2 separate regions of the Homo sapiens genome follow, and region 2 is linked to region 1. Evidence: chromatin loops called from intact Hi-C (ENCODE). Cell type or tissue: IMR-90. All regions are shown on one strand.

The links. A loop is a pair of places that touch in the nucleus more often than their neighbours do. Peaks named below come from ENCODE experiments on the same cell type or tissue, not always from the same donor. Only the 100,000 strongest peaks of a DNase experiment are listed, where the experiment ranks them.
Region 2: it touches region 1 in a loop (1.9-fold over the local background); 4 of 110 quality-filtered maps call a loop at or near these places.

The regions. Positions count from the first base shown.
Region 1 is chr9:384,741-387,240 of GRCh38, forward strand. It overlaps DOCK8 (dedicator of cytokinesis 8), which reads left to right. Exons shown (of 48, transcript NM_203447.4): 23 at 1,591-1,686. Among named protein-coding and RNA genes, the nearest start is that of DOCK8-AS2, 84 kb to the right of the region's middle. In IMR-90, a CTCF peak has its summit at 1,261; no DNase peak of the experiment used is centred here; H3K27me3 peaks cover 275 bases.
Region 2 is chr9:436,712-439,211 of GRCh38, forward strand. The region is part of intron 39 of DOCK8 (dedicator of cytokinesis 8); the gene reads left to right. Among named protein-coding and RNA genes, the nearest start is that of DOCK8-AS2, 32 kb to the right of the region's middle. In IMR-90, no CTCF peak of the experiment used is centred here; a DNase peak (open chromatin) is centred at 1,100; H3K27ac peaks cover 2,082 bases.

The sequences.
Region 1 (2,500 bases):
CCCGTCTCTACTAAAAATACAAAAAATTAGCCGGGCGTGGTGGCGGGCGCCTGTAATCCCAGCTACTCAGGAGGCTGAGGCAGGAGAATGGCGTGAACCCGGGAGGCGGAGCTTGCAGTAAGCCAAGATCGTGCCACCGCACTCCAGCCTGGGCAGCAGAGCGAGACTACGTCTAAAAAAATAAAAATAAATAAAAAATAAATGAAAAAACCACTGGATTCACCCCCTGAGATGCTGATGATCTGTAGTTTGAGCCATCAGGAATTATTCGTATTCTATCCTTTTTGACTTACAAAAATCAGTTCAGGGATGTGCTGGAGTGAGCTCATACCTGTTCCCAAAAGCTGATTGCTTAGTTTTCCAGAATTTTTTGAGCCAGTTTTGAAACAGACATTGTTAAAATTAAATCGTATAAACTTAAAATTAAATAAGTTATATTAAAAACAAAGGTAATCTGAATGCAATGTGGTATGCTAGATTGTATCCTGGAACAGAAATAGGACATGAGTGCAAAAACTGGTGAAATCCGAGTCGTTCGTGTTTAGTTAATAGTAACATATCAATGTTAGTTTCTTAGTTTTGACAAATGTACCTTACTATAAAAGATATTAAGAGAAATGCAATGAAAGTCATATAAGAAATACTACCTTTGTAACTTCTCTGTAAATCTAATAATAACTATACAACTTATACTTCAAAATTAAAAGTTCACTTTAAAAAGGTAAACCTAGTCCCTTCCTAATAATTTCACTATATGCTACAATATCTAAGTTCTTCCTTCTTTACGTTTACTGTGTCTGTGTGATGGAAATATTATATAATGGTTTGCTACCACACTGCATTTCTATGACATCGTGTTGGTAGATTGAAATCAGTTATGATGAAAGTATTTGTGGCACAAAAATTGGCAAATGCTACAAATTACCCCTACCCCCCTGACAACTGGTTGTTAAACATTTGCCAGCACAACACAACTCAGCCTCATATTGAAAGCCCCTTTCAGTAATACCACTTTCTGATCACCCAGGAAAGAAGTGGTCTGCAGCTATTACTGACAGCCTTGATCTTTCTATTTTTCTTTAATAAAATGAAAATATTAAATTTTTATGTGGACAGGGTTAGCAATTTTCGAATTATTTTGTTGCATGGGGAGAAAATGTCTGATAGAGCATGAGCACTCCACTTCCCTTCAGAGGTAGTTTTTGACAATGTATTGGTGTTTAGGAGACAGCGTGGTGCAGTACCGTACTAAACCACAGAGAGACACTGTTCCCACACATTTTTTCCTGGCGTCCCCTGAAGTCACAGACTCCTAGAAGGGACTACTCAGCAGCCCAGATTCTTAAATAGTTTTTAACTGTAGGTTGCTACACACAAACTATTAACGGGTGTTGTCTCAAGAGCAAGTAAAATTAGGTATAACTTCACTGTCTTTGCTTTGTTTTATATTTACTTATGGCAATTGTTTTACCTTTGTAACCAGGAAAAAAAATATGTATAAAAAAATGAATTCTGAGGTTGTGATTTCCAGATGTCTGGCTTACCTTTCCATGGTTGGTTGACTGTTAAGCCATGGTTTGTGTATTTTAGATCGCCGATCGCAACTGCAGCCGAATGTCTTACTATTGCTCTGGCAGTAGTGATGCTCCAAGTTCACCTGCAGCCCCAAGGCCAGCCAGCAAAAAGGTACTGAAGAGAGCAATGTGAGGTTCATCCCAGGATAAGAACAGAAGGATTTCCTCATGCCCTCACACTGTGCTTGGGAATAGTCAAAGTGCTCCCCTGCCTGTCCCTGATGTGCTAACACACACACACCCCACACACACTTTTGCAGCCCTGTCCTTTACGCCACATTTGACCACCTAATTGCCCATTAACTCAGTGTTTCTCCCACTTTCTCATGCATCAGAATTACCTGGAAGCCTTGTTAAAACTCATCGCTGGACCCTACCTCCTGAGTTTCTGATTCAATAGATCTGAGCTGGAGGCTCAAGAATTTGCATTTCTAACAAGTTCCCAGCTGATGCTGGTCCAGGGACCACATTTTGAGAACCACTGCATTGGCCTCCTTTTAGTAGAGGGAAAGCTGGGCACAAGTCATCCTTGACAAAAGTGAATGGCAATAATTAGGTATCATTTGTTTCAATACCATATAAACTAATATGAAATGCTTCCTCATAATTCTTCACAATCAGCCTTACCTATGAGTTCAGAAACTTTAAAAGCTGTTAAACTGCTTACCAGGATTTTTAAAGCAACAAAATTCCCCAATCATAGTCCCAGCCTATGTGGTCTGAGGGATGGAGGGAAAAAAAACTGTCTGCCCTAATTTCCTCTCTTCTAGGCACTCAAGAATCTCACCATTATAGTAGCTACTTAAGTTTTTAATGTCTTTGAAGACCTGTATTAAAATGTAAATATGGCAGGGCACAGTGGTTCATACCTGTATTCCCAGCACTTTCGGAGGCCGAGGTGGGTGGATCACCTGAGGTCAGGAGTT
Region 2 (2,500 bases), 52 kb after region 1:
GGGGGCATACAGCTCTATCTGTTCACATATATTTATCCATTGATTCCTTCTTTTAGAGAATATTTATTGAATACTTATTCTGTCCTCATGAACGTTACATTCTAACCAGAGAGACGTAATATAACTAATTATTCCAATCTTTGTTCAGTTATAATTATGAGAAATACTGTTATAAAGAGGCACAAGATATTGTGAGCATTTATGGTCCAGGCCCTGTGGGTCAGGGAAGGGTGAAGAAGGTGAAAAGGAAGGCAGAAGAAACTGAAGTGTGAGGGCTTCTTGATGTAGAGGAGGCAATGAGTTAGGTGTTGTCAGCTACAGAAGAGAAGCCAAATTATATTAATGTGTATGAGTGAATTCTTACTTCTCTCAAATGGGACATACCAAATCAATTTGGAAATGTAGCTGGCAAGTGAAAGGACACCCAACCCAGACTGACAGAAGGTAAAAATGGAATTTATCAGCCCGTCTGAGGAATGTGAGCCTGGAGTAGCACCTGCCATACTGGACCTAGGGGCCCAAACAATGTCAGCAGAGCTCACTGTCATCACCACTTCCCATCTCTGCCATCTGTTGTGTCAGCTTCATTCTTCACAGGCTTCCCACACCACAGTTTAGGTTTACATCTCTAGGTTCAAGTCTAGGAGAGAAGAGAGATGCCTCCTTTCTAGCAGTTGCAGAGAAAGCCTCAGTGCATCTTACTGATCCTGTCTGAACATCTGATCCTGTGCTCATCCCTGAACCAGCCATACTGGCCAGAGAAATGGAGTGCTCTGATTTACTGACCCCGGGTCATGGGTCCACACCTGGAATTATGGGTGATTTCTTCCCCTAAATCAGGATGCCTTACTTTATAGAAGGAGGAAAGAATTCTAGACAGCATTAACAACAGATGTCCAGTGTTGATTTTGCAAATGCTCTGTGCTTTAATTTTCAACCTTGTTCTGCTCCAATGAAATAGAGCTTTTGGAAAAGATTTATAAACTAGAGATAAATAAATATGTGCAAGGAAAATAACTTTGAGGTCACTGAATTCCAGGAAACTGAGATCACTGAAATTCTGTGTCCCAGAGTGCAATATTTATTTCACAACTGTAGATACGGACACATTCTTAGATACTGCTGTTACTTGTACCTCCCTGATCCTGAAGCCAAGAAAGTCTGCAGAATCCTTTTCCTCTGACTACAGCTAATGAGGCTACATAGCTTCAAATCTGTTCCTCTAATGTGGAAAATTGCATACATTCTAATAGTATTAGTATCTTGGGTTATTAAATGCTTTCAACTGAATTTCTTGGATCTTCTGTTGTCACAGAAACATCATAATACATAGGGCAGGTTTGGAAGAAAGACTGGCCACAAAGGCTTTGAGAGCCTCCTCCTATATTCCTAAAACTACGTTACAGTATTGCATGTGAAGAGATAGGGCTATCTATGACAACTATGTCCTGACTGATTGCTAAGGTTGATTCACATGATCTTGCTAACCAGGCCAGAAGGCAGACAGCTTTTAGTTCACAAGCCAACTCTGATCAGTTAGTAGTGGCTGACTGGAGAACTATGCTTAAGAATTTCGAGACTATGTCCAAGCTCTGGGGAAAAAGTGCTACAGTTGATTAGTTATGCCTGCCATGATTACAGCAATAGGAAGGAGTGGCATGTGTGCCACCTGTTTGTAATCCCTAAACTGGGAAGGTTTCCCATTTCTTCTGTTTTTCATATGCATTTCTTCCATAGCTGTGAGCTAGGAAGAAAATGATTCTTGACCTGTCACATATTCACTGCCAGGGCCAGTGCTAGGGTGAAGAGGCACTCACCCTCAGGGTCGAGCGGGTACAAGATCAGTACTTCCATGGCCCTAAAAGCGAGTACCTCTCTAAATTTTGTCTTGGGTTTCTCATTTGGTTCACCCCAACCATGGTCTCTGCATGCTCTGCTAGAGGCTCTAAACGCAATAGTTTATGTAAAGGAAACAAATGCATGGAAACAAAATGTTCAGGAAGAACAAAAACACACACACAGTAACTGCTGCAATGCCATGAAAACTTCCTTAATGAAGACAGCCTCGCTTGCTGTTGTCGTATGTCATGGCTGTTTATCTGAGTCAACTCCAGAGTAGCAACATACTTCAGAAAAACACCACTGTAAGTCAGAGGTCCACTCGGTGAAACAGGGAGCCTAGTTAATGTTAATTGGGTCTTTGCCTTTTGAAAACCAGGACACCAGCCCTATGTCCCTTAGGGTTGTTTCACTAAAGTAACTCAGCTGTTGTGACATTGAGGTAAGTGTCCTTTATACAAAATCTCCTAATGGTTAAAAAGAAAAACGTGAGGTTTGAAGACCAGTTGCTCAGTGCGCCTCTTCTAAATGAATGGCAGACAGATACTCTCGGGGTAGAATTACAGACCTAGTTTAGTCACGGTCTTGGTAAGGATCTGCACACCAGCTTCCTCGTTTCCCCATTCGGGGTTCCTGTGGTCTCTTACTAGTCTGGTCGCCC